Linked DNA regions of Homo sapiens: region 1 is linked to region 2. A link is an interaction called in ENCODE POLR2A ChIA-PET data of the cell type or tissue named here. Cell type or tissue: GM12878. All regions are shown on one strand. Each heading gives the region's core, and the rest is flanking DNA. Links, peaks and the distances in the headings are about the cores only. Region 1 overlaps KCNK1 (potassium two pore domain channel subfamily K member 1). Region 2 has its middle 17 kb from the start of KCNK1.

The links. Peaks named below come from ENCODE experiments on the same cell type or tissue, not always from the same donor. Only the 100,000 strongest peaks of a DNase experiment are listed, where the experiment ranks them.
Region 1: POLR2A ChIA-PET joins it to region 2 with 11 read pairs; 2 of 35 experiments call an interaction of 5 or more read pairs at or near these places.

What each region holds. Positions count from the first base shown.
Region 1 is chr1:233,669,871-233,679,055 of GRCh38, reverse strand. It overlaps KCNK1 (potassium two pore domain channel subfamily K member 1), which reads right to left. Exons shown (of 3, transcript NM_002245.4): 3 at 6,542-7,785. The coding sequence ends at 7,526. Among named protein-coding and RNA genes, the nearest start is that of MIR4427, 50 kb to the right of the region's middle. RefSeq lists an enhancer at 971-1,593. In GM12878, for the core only: a CTCF peak has its summit at 2,848; a DNase peak (open chromatin) is centred at 2,975; H3K4me3 peaks cover 457 bases; H3K27ac peaks cover 1,080 bases.
Region 2 is chr1:233,593,661-233,601,032 of GRCh38, reverse strand. No RefSeq gene overlaps it. Among named protein-coding and RNA genes, the nearest start is that of KCNK1, 17 kb to the left of the region's middle. In GM12878, for the core only: no CTCF peak of the experiment used is centred there; DNase peaks (open chromatin) are centred at 1,127, 1,792 and 3,459; H3K4me3 peaks cover 1,414 bases; H3K27ac peaks cover 2,976 bases.

The DNA.
Region 1 (9,185 bases), core at 550-4,549, 77 kb before region 2:
AATGAACTCTACATTCTTTCTCTAGCCTCATTGATTGCATCTTTTTCTTTTTCCTTGGTTCACAGGTATAATTGTCAGGAAAATCATATTCACATCCATCTCTTCTCAGTGGGTTGTTTGTTTTAATTATTTTTTTTTCAGAGACGGGGTCTTGCTTTGTTGTCCAGGCTGGAGTGCAATGGCATGATCATAGCTCATTTCCACCTTGAATTCCTGGGCTTACGCGATCTTCCTGTCTCAGCCTCCCAATTAGTTGGGACTACCTGTACATGTAACTATGCTGGGTCAATTTTTTTTAATTTATGGGGTTATTTTATTGTTGTTTGAGACAAAGTCTTGCCCTGTTGCTCAGGCTAGAGTGCAGGGGCACCATTACGGCTCACTGTAGACTTGACCTTCTGGGTTCAAGTGGTCCTCCCACCTCAGCCTCCTGAGTGTGCACCACCACAGCCAGCTATTTTTAATATTGTTCGTAAAGATGGGGTCTTGCCATTCTCAGTGGATTTCACTGGGTCTGAGTGGCATCTTGCAACTGGACTTTTTACATATTATGTATGAAGGGAAATAAATACACAGGATGCTCTCATTTTACAACTTGGGTGAAAAGCTATTTCATAATCACTCGGCCAGATATTCTGCGTAACACTCATAAAATACTTCTCCTCTTTTTACCTTAGATATAGCCATGGAACCTTGAAATCTACAGACGTAAGTAACACAGATGATCAGCTGGAAAGAAAACAAATGTGAGTGCAGTGATTAGTCTCTTTAAGACCCTCCATAGTGACCGGAGAAGTGTTCCAGGTGGCACAGCTAGGTTTCCACATTGACCCACTGTGCTTGTCGTCCTTCTCCAGCCAGTGCCCCTTTTGGAGGGAGTCACCAACAGAAATGTGTGCTGTCAATGTCTGGCTATGCCCATGCCCTGGGCTCTGCTTCACTCTCCCAAGACAGGGGTCCCTGGGGCAGCCTGATCTCCTTTTCAGTTCCCCAAAATCTGAGGGAAAAATGATAGACTGTGACAAAAAGGCAATCTATTATTTTACTTTTTAATAGAGTTCTGCCAGCTCTAGCATGTGCCATAAATTACAGTGACCTTTAAAATCTCGCTTGGTCACTGCTGAATGGGTGAGAATAGGCTTGGTTCCAGTTTTTAAGGTCACACTGTCCTAATTTGCAATGCATCACACCATGTACTAAGTTGGTAACAACCGCTTAGAGGAAAGCTTTCGTTATGCAAGGGAGAACATCAAAAAGGGCACTTATCCCAAATGAATGCAGCAATTTAAACCAAAGATGTTTACGCAGGGCAAGAACAAAGTAAGGCAGGAGTTTGGGGTCAACTAGGCTGATGTCTTTGAACACCCATGAGCTCACTGGAAGGTCTGAATATCTGGTGGCCGATGGGCTCGGGGTGTCTCGTCATTGCTTAGAAGCGAAAATTAAATGCTGAGTTATGTGGGTGAAAATATGTATGTTTGCAATTACACATGGAATGTAAACCAAAGATACAATTCTAAGCCCCCTAACCACTAAATGGATCCCTCCTCTCAGCCAAGGGCATTCCAAAGTTAACCTGAAACACTAGTTCAGGCTGTGATGGAAATGAGTGGGTGGACATGCCTCCATGGAAGGAATTCAGACACAACTGACCAGCATGAACATTCAAACAGAGACCTTAAGTCTAACAAAACAGACTCTTTGTAGCAATAAGATGCTGATATGACAGCAGGCCCTGAAAGCAATAGAAATACTTTACCCCAAAATATATTTCTTTGATATATTTTGAAATGGCCCTGCAAAGCTGTCTCTTGTGGGGAAAATCTACATTTTATAGAGAATCCTCTTCTCTTTCTGGGTATTTTTTCTGATCTAGGAGAGAATTAACTAAGTCTGGCACCTTTTTAAGTCTAATAGGAAACCATTTACAAGCTATTCTCTCGGAAGCCTGCTACCTGGAGACTTTATCTGCAAAATAAGAACCTTGGTCTCCTTCACCCCTTATTTTAAACCAAACACACCCTCCTATTGACTCTGGGTCTTTAGATAAACTCTTTCAACTCATTACCAATCAGAAAAATCTTTGAATTCACCTATGACCTGGGAGCCCGCCCATCTTGAGTTGTCCTCCCTTTCCAGACCAAACGAATGTATATCTTACATGTATTGGTTGATGTCTTATGTCTCCCTAAAACATATAAAAGCAAGCTGCAGCCCAACCACCTTGGACACATGTCATCAGGACCTCCTGAGGCTGTGTCACAGGCACGTCCTTAACCTTGACAAAATAAACTTCTGCATTGATTGAACCTGTGTCAGATACTTTTTGGCTTACAGTCATTTATATAAATAATAAAACCAAGAGGATGAAAAAGACTCTCAAAACTAAGCTAAATTCTTCACCTAAAATAAATAATATAGACATTTATTTATGCAAGATTTTAGCAGTAGTGTCATCTTCATATGTAGACAGCAAGTTACTTCATGGTGGAAGATAAGATGTTTAGCCTGAGGGAATTTTCTAAGCAAAGAGAATTACCACTTAAAAAGGAAACATCTTAAAGCAAATTTTAACCATTTTGCATGGAAATACTATTCACTTACTTTATGTCTGTAAACATCATTTAATGTTGTCATGAAAATTGTGTTAATAACATTTCATTATGAAAATAATGAAAATCTTATCACAGTAGTGAAATCATTATGAAAATAATGAAAATCCATTTTTTTTCCGCAAGTTAAGTATTCATACTTTGTAATCATACTGACCCGAGTATGTTCTGTCATTGGCTTAAAATGTGGGTTTTCCACATTGGTAAAAATTTGCTAGGCCACCTGTGTGTGGTTTGTGGCTCTGAGTACACTGTGGCGCCCCCTTTGAGAGCAGCATGTTAGCTGCCATGAGGCTCCAGACTTAGTCAAAAATTGCTTTCAGTAAGACAGGTGGTCATGTCTCTAGAGGGTGTGACCATTTCTCCTTCTCAGTATAAAATAGAGTGGTCAGACTGTTCTACGCAGATGCTGAGTGCCACAGGATGCTAAGGGAATGGTGCAAGTGCTGTGGATGCTTTTACAGAAACTGAGAGACTGCTTACTATTTTAAGGCCGCCTAAGTGATTGCACAGTAATTATTGCCAAGTTGCATATGGAGACTTTTAAATTCTTTAATTGTGTCACCACAAATTGTAACGTCATTTATGTTGACACAAAATTTGGGTAGCAATTGTTAAAATAATTGAGAGGCCATTAGGCTGAGATGGCCTCAGAGCCCTTTGTTTCCTAGGTGAACAAATCCAGCCAAGCCCAATTCAACATAAACAGTTAAACAAACAAACAAAAAACCTTTACCAGTCAGAAACCACCAACAAGCCCAGGGATTTTCCAGTAGATCATATTCAATTAAGACAAATACGTAGCTGTAGCCAATCAAGCAATTGCTTTGCTTTGCTTGCATGTTCCGCCTATAAAACCCCACACCTCTTGCTGCTACAGTGAAATTCTCTGAACCTCTTCAGGCTTTGAATGCTGTCCAGTTCATGAATCCTTTAATTTCAAATAAACTCTGTTGAATTAATTTGTCTTAAATTTGCCTTTTAATACAACTCTCTCCTTTATTTTCTGTGGGTTGGAAAAACAGAGTAATAATTTTGTTAGAACTGTGTGCAAAGTAAGTATGTGTATGCCATGAGTGAAGCAAAGAGAGGGCTTACTTCTTTTTAAATGTGCTTTCCTACCAGGGCATGAAAAATACTTTAAAAAGCATTTTTATTTACTTCTGGGTCCTTTACTGCACTCCAAAAAGCTGAGTTTGCCTGACAGTACATATTAGATAAGAGAGATGTTAGGAAAATTGACTTCAGCAATTTTACATCTTGCCTCACACAAAAGGCTTTGATGCACCAAATTTCCACAATGTAAGACCCTTGCAAAATAAAAAAAAAAGTCACAATAGGAAAATCTCAAACATGCTACAGAGACAGATTTAAAAAGTTACTTGGCATAGTCAAATAAAGTAAATGGTATACTGTCTCATTTCAATTTCAACTATAAGTTGCTAAGAAACTTTTGTTTCTAAATTTGCCATATATACATTGCTGAAACTACATCCTAAAGGGACTGCCTTCCTAAATTGAGGATATCAGTATTTATCACAGCTCTTCCCAGCATGGAGGCTTTAACAACAACAAATACCAAAATAAATGTATTATGCCAGACAATCAGGAGGCTCTGCTCTCACTGAATTCTGAATAAGAGACAGATAATACTGTTCTAATTCTCCAACATGTGCTTCTGCCAATTTAAAACTTTTCTTCTTTGAAACAAATAGCTGTTTTTAGTAAGAGGTCAGTGTACTTTAAAGAGTTAAGAAGGTTTTGCATTGCCTATTTCCGTTATCTTGAGGTCTCCAGATTTGTAAATATCTCCTCATTCATTTTCCAAAAGGCCCATAAAGCTGGTTTGGAGAAAGTATGAGTGTGATTTTTTTCTCAGGTAAAAAAAAAAGTGACCCCATGTCAGTAATCTAAACATTACTCGATTTTTTTTGAAGTCAGACCAAATTTCTGTCTTCAGAAAATGTTTCTTTTTTCTCCCACTTGTCTTCTTCAACTTTTGAACAAATACTTTCAAAATATCTTGGTGGCATGACTACTATAGAAAGAAACCAGTGTCATAAATGGAGTGATCTGGGCTAAACTTTATCTGTCCTGGGAATCTTTTACATGATTCATTTAGAGACTACTCCCACCCCTTGGTCTCTCTTCCCTTGGATTTCTGAGAGCTTAGGAACTCCCACTCTGAGATACTCTGTGTTCTCTCCTCACGTGGAGTGTATCTGCTACTTTGAAATCAACATCCCTACCAGACACGTGTCACATTTAAGTTCACGCACAGGACCATGTCCTGGAATGATAAGGCTTTCTGCTGCTGTTCTACCCTGAGGGCATTCCGCAGGCATCTTAGGAACTCAATCTTGAAGGCTCAAGCTAAGCAAGTGAGTTCAGCTTGTACTCATCACCCAGAATTCTCTAGTAGTCACTTTTACCTCCAACTTCCCACTCTCTCGCCTCCAACTAAAGGGTTCCCAAGGTCAGTTCTGGCTTAGCTACACTGTTCATCTTCCACCTCCTTGTCATGCCTGCAGCAAGCCGAATTTCTGTTCTCTGAGAGGCTGACCCAGAGCTCCTCCTGGGTGACCAAGCTCGCTTCTCCCTGGGGACCAAAGGGCAGCATCATCGGCCAAAGACAAAAAGAAACCCTGGGGAAGACATCCTCCCTTACTTTCCTGCCTGCTAGGGTGGGGGCCGAGGCAAAACTTGCTCCTACTTTTCTACTTTGCCCTTCACATTAACAACAATCTGAAGGGCATTAAGGTTTAATGTGTTCTCTGCGGATTCAAACGAGTTCCTAAAATTAAGTACTACACTCTATTACTTATTAATCACATCTGATTCAGAAGTTTTTCTTCACGTACTTCCTCATTTTCTGGACTTTGAACTTCCCTCTCATGTTAGAGCCAAGCAGCTGTAGCAAACTAGCCATTATTTTTTCCTGCATTGCATAAAATAGAATAACACTCTCCAAGTGTAATCCAGCTTCTGTGATTTATATTGATGAGCATCTCAGGACTCTGCTCCACACCAAGGCTTGTGACCATCGGAAATGTTGCAGATCCAGTTATGGCAGGATGCATGCCTCTATTCTCCAAGGATTCTCTATTCTACCCTTAACCAATGATCTGGCCTCATGACAGCAGTCTTCTATTGCAGGGACATGGTCAGCAGGGAGGAAATATGCTTACGGGGCAGCACACTTGGATTCCTCTAAAAATCATATACTATCCCTCTAAAATCACCTATATTTTTCCATCTCCCTGTCCTCTAATCAGTAAGATATTTAAGCATGTGAACCCCTATTGAGATATTGGACAATCACTCTGTAATTCTTTCTGTGTGCATGGTAGTTAATAAATGTGTATGCCTTTTCTCATTAATCTGCCTTTTTGTGAGTTGATTTTTCAGCAAATCTTCCGAAGGGTAAGGGGATGCTTTCCCTTTGCCCTGCAGTTGGTAATAATTTACTCATGGCAGCACATGGTACAGAAGGTAGAAGGTTACTGAGCGAGTGACCCACTGTCAGGAGACTGGCCCGCGATCAAAGTGCTTGGCTGGCTCATCAGAGGGCGCTGATTTTGCACTGATTTTTACCAGCCCCTCAACCACCAACTCCTGGGCAGCCACCCATGGGAGGTAAGGCTCCATTGCGGGGGTCAGTGGACATTCATTATCACACAGGGGCTTTCTCATTTTCTTTTCTAAAATCCTTAATATAATAGTATCCTGTGTACGTCATCTAAATGTGACCTTTATGTTTTCTATGAAGGACTATATATATATATATACGTATATATATATATATATATACACACATATATATATATATACATATGTATATATATACATACATATATATATGTATATACACACACATATGTATATATATTCTACATAGAGGCACACTTCTGATATATGAAAGCATAAGATTACAACCAGCTGTGATTTTTATTTATTTTAGCTTCTAAATTTAAAATTCTCAGATTAATGTAACATAATCTGTTCATTTAGGGATTCGTGTTTAAGTTCTATGCTTTAGTGCTAGGTGGCTGCAAATCACAATGTACTTTCAAAACAAAGTATCTTAACCTTTTAATAAATCCTTTTCATAACCTGTTCAATTCAAAAAAATGTTTATAAACATGTTAGACATCTGACACCATTCTATCGCAAGAGGGTAGAAACATTTATTGCAGCAGAATACTATGGTTATTCACTCTCAAGTTTATTATTCCCCTTATTTTATTGTAGCAACTCTGGATTCTTTAGTATAAAGAGAAATCAAAAGAAACAAAATATCTATAGTCTTAGTTTCAGAACTACACTAGGATCTGGTGACCTAAACCATATGTACAGAATATAAACATATTTATACTTTATATGTACATAGTTAATGGTTACCTATGCATTATAAATAGTAAGTTTAACTTAGATTCTACAAAAATAATCATTTTGGGTGGGTACATGCAAACCAGTACACATAAACCTATTTATAAAACACATCTCTATGCTTTTTTTTTTTGCTTCTAAATATAAATTTTGCTATTTAGCCATCAGCTAAATGATCTAAATGCAAACCCCAAAGTTTCCAGTTAAAAGTATAAAATCTGCTTCTAACCACAGCAGCATACTGCTTCAAGTATTCTCCTCCTATGTAAGGTCGAGATAATTTTGTCACATATGAATTTTAGGTGGACATCTCATTTCCTCACATATTAGACATCCTGCTGGGGTCACAGCTTCTTTGTTCCATTTGTCTTTTTTTGTTGTTTTTTAATAAGACATTGCAAACAGTAGCTATTTCTTAAAGTGACATAATTTTCGCTTTTGCATTCTGATAAAAATGAACATACTTAAGCCTCTTCCTTGCACCCTGACCCTGGTGCTCTAGCATAATGCAACAAATCCTACGCTCAATGGTTTGCAGGGCCATCCACGCAGGCAGATGACTGGGTGGCCACAAAAGGCTCATTTTGCTTCTGGTCCTCTTTCATGCCAGCTGCCTGGTCTGTGATCGAGGAGAAGGACAGTTGGTCATGCTCTATGATGTGCACCTGATCCTCGTCCTTGTCCTTCTTCACATAGAACATTTTTCTGAATTTTTTCAGCTCATGGAGTTCACAGAAGGTTTCCAGAACTACCAACATGGCAATAAGGCCAAGTAGCAGGTAACCTGTGTGAGAAACAGGACACTGTCTTAGTGTGATCTCAACATGGATAAATCAAGTAGCGAGTGATTTACCTCCCCACCTCATGCCAACACAGTGTTTGTTAAGGAATAAACTCATTGCCAGTTTCTTAATTTTTAGAAGTGTTTTTAAGTTCATGGTTCAAAGAGGAACTACCCATTATTAAAGAGTGAAAGACAATGAAGAATGATTTAACCTCCTATGAACTTGGATTAGTTAGAATCACAGGCTGCAATTTTTGAGAAAAAAAAAATACTTGGGGCTGATGTGGCATTATTAAAGACACATAACATACTGCACTTACCCAAGTGTGATATTTTATGCAAGGAGGGTTTGCCACCTCTGCTTTATAATCAGTGGCTCACAAAAAGCCAGTGATGTTTTAGAAAAGTTTTTGTTTTATCATGGGGTGCTCGGAAGATTTTAAGCACTCAATACTCTTACAATTTCTATTATAGAATAAGAGTTTATAATAGAAATTGCAGTCTTAAATGCTATGGTTTGGCTGTGTCCCCACCCAAATCTCATCTTGAATTCCCATGTGTTGTTGGAGGGACCTGGTGGGAGGTAGTTGAATCATGGGGGTAAGTCTTTCCCCTGCTGTTCTCATGATAGTGAATAAGTCTCACGAGATCTGATGGTTTTAAAAAGAGGACTTCCCCTGCACACATTCTCTCTCTCTTTGCCTGCTGCCATCCATGTAAGATGTGACTTCCTCCTCCTTGCCTTCCACCATGATTGTGAGGCTTCCCTAGCCACATGGAACTGTAAGTCCAATTAAACCTCTTTCTTTTGTAAATTGTCCAGTCTCGGGTATGTCTTTATCAGCAGTGTGAAAACAGACTAATACACTAAACTAAATCAAAAATTTAAGAATGTATGTTGATATTAAATAGGTCCTTGTGCATGGCTATCTACACTTGCACCTAAATCCAGCAACAAAGCCAAGCTCTTCATTATCTCTCAGTTGTTTTTGGACATGTGGACTATTCACTGGCCAACATTACCAGTTTGTTACTGGGAAAATGAAGGATAACTGTTGACTCAAGTAAAATGTATTGCTTGGAATCTGTGATGGGAAATGGTGATTTAAAATTCCTTCCATCATTTTAAAAATGAGTTTTCAGAAAAAAAAATCATAAAAAGGAACAGAAATGTGAAGATGAAAACTCCAAGAATAACAAAAATTCTGATTTTATGTCCCAGTGGTAAAACATTTGAGAAGGATTTTCGAAAATGTATGAAGTAGGGAAGCTAAAATTGGCAGCATAACAGGAATAAGGAAACTAATTAACCACAGAATACAAAGTTTTAGTATCTTCAGAATCTGACTATAGGTTTTGAAAACAATATCGTGCATTCAGTGTGCTCTCCTGTACTTTAA
Region 2 (7,372 bases), core at 1-4,000:
TTAGTAGATACGAGGTTTCACCATATTGGCCAGGCTGGTCTCAAACTCATGACCTCGTGATCTGCCTGCCTCAGCCTCCCAAAGTGCTGGGATTACAGGCGTGAGCCACCGTGCTCAGCCCAGTTTTGCCATTTTCTGCAGCAGATGTCAGTTCTTTGAGTGACATGAAGATAGAGATTTGCTAGGTGAGGGGAAGAGTAAAGGAACTAGTGAATTGAAAGGCCTCTTTAAAAGGAGATTAGTTAAAATAATGGACCACAGTGTCTACACTGCATAGAGAAGGAAATAAAGGCAGTGAAGAGCTAATAAATCAGAAGGAAATGGAAGAATTACACAGCTGCTGGATTCCATGTGGTGGGAGACTGGTTATAGTTGGCAGATGGGAATGAAAGATGAAAAGAGAGGAAGCTGTAGTCGTAGGGGAGAAGACTTAGTTCAGAAGAGAGGGGTGAGTCCTGGGTTATGGCCATCTCTAGCAGTTAGCTATTGCCAAAGTGGAGGGAAGAAAGTCACTAGAGGGGCTGCAAGTCTAGTGTTCTGTTTATCCACGTTGAAGATGCATGACGAAGCCTGGACCGGGAGAGAGGAAGCCAACATGGCAAGAGCAGAAATCTTCAGGGTCTCAAGAATGAGTGGGAGGTTAGTGGATGATAGAGACAGTGGCTGAAAGAAGAAATACTGCGGTCAGAAGTGCCTGGCCAATTGAGGGTCCTTTTACTGAAGAAAGGAAGGGCAATTGTTTGAAAATTGATTCAGGGACTTTAGAAGGATGCGAATCCCATCTGCAGCCCTGAGGGGTAGTCAAATTAGCATCCTCCTCCAAGGGATGCCAGGACTATTCCAGGACAACCGAGCTTCAGGAAGGCAAAGAGGTAGAAGGTATTCTGTGTAGGCGTAGGTGCAGAAGTAGGTGAAATGGATTTGACTAAAGGGTCCCAGAGGGTACATGGAAAACTTTTCATAGGAGAGGAGCCATGGGAACTCTAGTTACAGGAAGCCCAGAAGAAACTGCAGGTGGGAGCAGAGGAGAGGAAGGATACATGGAGAGTTTACATTTTGCAAGGTGAGCAAGACAGAGAAATGCTGCCGCACAGAATGAACTGGTCTCGAGGTTTCAAAGTCAACTGTGGTAGCTTGAATGAAGTGCAGCTGAGGCTCAAGGTTGAGTGGCCCTGGCCACGGTCCACCTGGCTAGCAGGCAGTGTCTTCTGCTAACCCATCCGGTGTCCTCTACCCCCTCACCTAGTCTTCCCCCAGGCCCCACTGGATGCAAGAACAGGGTCATTTTCAACTTCAGGAATAATGTCACCGTAAACCAAACACCAACCTTGGCTGGTCTTTGTTACTATTCCCTTAATGCAGGCTGCACACTAGAAATTTTCATTCTAGATGTCCCAGTCACTTAATTTCAGAGCACTTATTTTTCTTTTAAATACTTTCACTTTTCTCTTTGCCTTTTTTCTTAAATGACTTCACTTTTATTTCATGCTTTAAAGTTTGTAGATCATTTCCATGAAATAATTCATTAGACAAATTCATTATTGTAATTTCATTACAATAACTAAGCAGGCCAGGCAGCATTATTCAATTTCCACAGATGAGTAAACTCAGACTTTGGGAAATCGTTTTTCAAGGGCATCTTTAGTTCAATGCTCTTTGGTTGTCACGAAGGGCCTGTCCTTTGAACTGCAAAGTCACAGCACATACTGACAGAGTTACTCTGAAACATGCAAAACGATTATGATGCCGTTGTGTGATATATTTAAAAATGAAACCTAAGAGTTTAGTAATAATAGCTTCCTGTTACTATTACTTTGTCATCTCTCAAGGACTTTTAAATCACTGAGAAATATATTTGTTCTTTTCTGAAAACCACATGAATGCAGATGACAGCGACAGATAATCAATCACGAGAATGATAAAGTGTGGTGGCTGCGCTGGAAACAATGAGTACGTTTAAAATCTGTTTAAGGTGACAGTTGTCTCTGAAAAATAGGAGTTGATGGGCCTCAGCCAGTGCTTCTAAGATTTTTATCATTCTGAGAGAGTAACTGCCTTTTCAATCCAGATTTTAAAAAGTCAGAAACTTCCTGAATGAGCAACTCTTAGAATGAACTTGGCACTTAACATGTTTGGAGATCTGGGAAGAAGGAAGGTTTTCATGGTTGTTTTCAATCTTATCTAAACATACTTGGCCAGAATTATAAGAAGTAAAAATACCCAAAGTGTTCATCCCTTAAAGCAAAACAGATGTCAATTAGGGATGCAGCATATACATTGTGATCAACTTGTAATGACCCCAAATCTTTATTGGGCTTTTTAGTAAGTATTTTGTATTTTACAGTATTCACCTGACTCATGATATTGTTGTTTTTGTAGGTAGGATGATGGTCTACCTGCAATTACATGGTTCAAAGTAATGTTTATCTAAAATATAAGACAGTTAAAGCTCATTCTTTGATACTCACTCCTCTATGCTACCTGAAAAATATCTTCAGTTCTCCTTCTCAATTTTTTATTCTTTTTTCAAGATAGGTAATCTGTAAGGCTCATACAAACACACATCAAAGATCTGCACCTGGACTCTTTTTTTTTTTTGAGATGGAGTTTCTCTCTTGTCTCCCAGGCTGGAGTGCAATGGCATGATCTAGGCTCACTGCAACCTCAGCCTCCTAGGTTCAAGCAATTCTCCTGCCTAAGCCTCCTCAGGAGCTAGTATTACAGGTGCATCACCATGCCCGGCTAACTTTTGTATTTTTAGTAGAGACGGGGGTTTCACCATGTTGGCCAGGCTGGTCTCGAACTCCTGACCTCAGGTGATATGCCTGCCTCGGCCTTCCAAAGTGCTGGGATTACAGGTGTGAGCCAACGTGCCCAGCCTGCACCTGGACTCTTGATCCTTTGGCTGACATTCCTCTCCACATCTAGATCACACTCCACAGCTCATTTCCTAGAGGAAACCTGTCATCCAGAGAGAAGGGAGAAAACAATTAAGAGACCTAAAAACCTGCCCAAGAAATTCTTAAATCCAGCTATAATCAACTAACACATTATTGCTTTATATTTATTCATCAGCCATAGTCATTTAAGTGTTAAATAAACAATGCAAACTCTGTCCTCTCCTTTAGTTACTTTTTATAGAGTTAAGGGGAACAAGAATAAAATACTCTTCTCCTCCCACCACCACCACCCCAGCATCATATCATACCCAGCTTGAGGGATTTCTTTACATAATCTGAAATGCTATAAATATATACTGTGGTTAGCTGATTCACATAACAAAAAAAAATGATTAAACATGTGTTATGCATCAGGAGACTGATGAAATATCACCATGGAAACTTTGATGCTGAGTTTATACGTGTAAAATTTTCACTTGCAAGATTACAGTTGCAAGTATCTTTGCCCAGATAATTGGGCTTCTTCATCAGAAGCAGGGAATCACCTTCCCATTTTACTAACCACCTACCTTGAACATTAGTCTAAATTGTCAGTATGATTTGTCATTTTTTTCACAGCTGAAGTGACAATAACAATCGTCCTCACATCTGTATTTTTCTATAAAGTTAACAGAGATAATTCACATGAAAGCATGATTATTTGGCCAATATGCATCACCTCAATGCGTGTTATAGTGTTCCTAACAGTGGTTTTATATCTTTCTATCTGTATATATATATATCTCCATTCTTCACCCCAGAATAGTGTACATTCAAGATTTCCAGCAGATTTTGGCATTCCACTTTTGACAATCGATTGACGATTTTCTTTTAAAGAATTTAAATGATGATATGAGGAAAGGAAGACAGGAGACCTGAAGTCAAAATCTCATCAGCCCATGATCAACAAACTCATCTAGTACAGATATTTACATGGGTTGTGCTTTATAATCAACCAACTGACAGAGATTACAACATCTCTGTCATGAGAAGCTTACAAAGAATGCATTATAAGAGTAATATCATTTTCTCCAAATGTTTTAGAAACATTAACAATAAACAGAAATACAACCAATAGGATTTGTAGTTTTTCATATAAGATAATAGCATATTTATGTATGTACAAATATCCTGTATTAAGCGTTAATAAAGTCCTTTATATAACTTAGATATGTATATATATGCATACCTACCTACATCAGTGTCCTTTAATTACACTAATATTAAGCAGAATTCTTCTACTAAATATTTAATGCCAACCAACCACAATCTATTGCATTAAAGTGCATTTGTCCTAAACATGATTTTAATTCATTCTGCAATAATAGTCATATCACTATTATCTATAAACTCCTGTCTGAATTTGTCAAGTCCACAGAAATTTTTAAATAAATGTTATATAGGAACTGGATTTAGACAACCCATGGTTATTATGTGTAAACGTCCTGTTGTGGAAATCTGATAGAAATATAAACAGTGAAAAAGAAAGAAATGACAGCTAGGTCACTACCAAACTGAGTTGAAATTCAGCCAGGCAATTTACTAAATTCAGTCTGTTTTTTATTGTTGTCCTCTTGCTGTCCATTTCAAATTGATTAAATATTTCTTTGAATCCTATACAAATTTTCATTAAAGATACAGTCATAAATAAGAAGCTTACTAATATCTGCTCAGTTTCCAAGTTTTAGCCTGCATTCCACCCTCCCCACAAAAGTTCATTATAGAAAGCTTCTAAAACACAAGAGAAGCCAGGCATGTGGGTTGCACCTGTCACCCCAGCACTTTGGGAGGCTTAGGAGGGAGGTTCACTTGAGGCCAGGAGTTCAAGACCAGCCTGGGAAACAAAGCAAGACCTTGTCTTTGAAATAAATAAATTTTGAAAATGCAAAATAAAACAGAAGACACATGAATACAGAACTGATTAAGGAGCACAAATATATTTCAGCTACATTAAAGATTGTATATAAGTGTATACAGTTATTAGCTTTTTGACAAAGGAGCCAAAGCAATCCAATGGAAAAATAAAGTACTACTAAACAAATGGTACTGAAATATCTAGATATCCTTTTTTTTTTTTTTTTGAGGCAGAGTCTTGCTCTATCACCCAGGCTGGAGTGCAGAGGCATGATCTCAGCTCACTGCAACCTCCGCCTCCCCTCCCAGGTTCAAGCGACTCTCCTGACTCAGCCTCCTGAGTAGCTGGGATTACAGGTGCGTGCCACCATGCCTGACTAATTTTTTGTATTTTTAGTAGAGGCGAGGTTTCAACATGTTGGCCAGGCTGGTCTCAAACTCCTGACCTCGTGATCCCCCCACCACGGCCTCCCAAAGTGCTGGGATTACAGGTGTGAGCCGCAGCGCCCGGCCAATATCCATATTTTTAAAAATGAAGCTCAGTCCGGGTGCGGTGGCTCACGCCTGTAATCCCAATACTTTGGGAGGCTGAGGTGGGTGGATCACGAGGTCAGCAGATCAATACCCTCCTGGCTAACACGGTGAAACCCCGCTCTACTAAAAATACAAAAAAATTAGCTGGGCATGGTGGCAGGCACCTGTCGTCCCAGCTACTCGGGAGGCTGAGGCAGGAGACTGGTGAGATCACGCCACTGCACTCCAGCCTGGGCGACAGAGCAAGACTCTATTTCAAAAAAAAAAAAGAAACTCAACCTCTATCTCTCACCATATACAAAAATAGATTTGAGGTAGATGATATGCCTAAATATAAAAGCTAAAATCATAATGCTTTCAAAGGAAAAGAGGAGAGTCTCTTCATTACTTGCTGTGATCTTTAATTGTATGGATCCACTTGGCTAGGCCACAGTATCTTACCCAGATATTTGGTCAAACACTAGTCTAGATGTTGTTGTGAAGGTATTTTGAGATGAGGTTAAGATTTAAAGCAGTAGACTTTGAGTAAAGCAGATACCCTCCATAATGTGGTAGACCTCATTCAATCAGTTAAAGATCAGTTAAAGGCCTTTAGAATAAAAGATTGAGGTCCGCTGAAGAAGAAATAATTCTACCATTGGACTTGAGCTGCATCAACCCTTCCTTGGGTCTCCAGCCTGCTGGTCTACCCTGCAGATTTTTGTACTTGCCAACCTCTACAATCTTGAAAGCCAATCCCTTAAAATCTCTCTCTTTCTCCCTCTATATGTGTGTGTATATATATACACACACATAATATATATGTATAGGTATTTATGTATATATACACATAATATATGTATGTATTTATGTATATATATACATAATATATGTATATGTATCATGTATATATACACATAATATATGTATATGTATTTATGTATATATACACATAATATATGTATATGTATTATGTATATAATATAATTTATGTATATAATATATGCATATGTATTTATGTATATATACATAATGTATATGCATATGTATTTATGTATATATACATAATGTATATGCATATGTATTTATGTATATATACATAATGTATATGCATATGTATTTATGTATATATACATAATGTATATGCATATGTATTTATGTATATATACATAATGTATATGCATATGTATTTATGTATATATACATAATGTATATGCATATGTATTTATGTATATATACATAATATATATGCATATGTATTTATGTGTATATATACATAATATATATGTATATGTATTATGTATATATATACACAATATATATATACACACACATAAAATGTGTCCCACCAAAGCATAGAAAGAGAGGTAAGAAGTCGTAACGTGTCTGTTGCATTTCATGAATGAATGAATGAATGAAAGAGTAAATGAATTCTGACTAAGAGAGATTTATTTATAAACACAGTACCATTTACATTAGAACCAACAAGAATGAAGTACTTAGAAACAAATTAAACAACATATATATATACACACACGCACGCATACACACACGTGCACATATACGCACACACACACCCTATTTGTTCTGTTTCTCTGGAGAATCTAGATAATACATTCAGGGATAGACAAAAGTTTCCTAGGTCATAGAAAGCAATAACCATAAAATAAAAGTAAAAACTAAAAAAATTTAAAATTATACTTCATAAAAATTAAAACTTTTGTTCATCAAAAGCCACTGTGTAAGAAACTATGAAAGCTACCACTGTTAAGAAGCTAGGCAAGCTATCGATAAGGGTAAAATGTTCACAAGATGTAATATCTGGCAAAGAACCGACATCTAAATACGTAAAGAAATCCCACGAATCAATAATAAAATAACAACCCAATAAAAACATCCAAATGATTGTAGCAGACATTTCACAAAAGAAGATGTACAGATAGCCAATAAGCACAGAAAAAATGTTCAATATCATTAGTCATCAAGAAAATGCAAATTACAACTATAATGAGCTATCACTTGACGCCCACCAGAATAGCTAAAATTAAGAAGACCCACATGTTGGC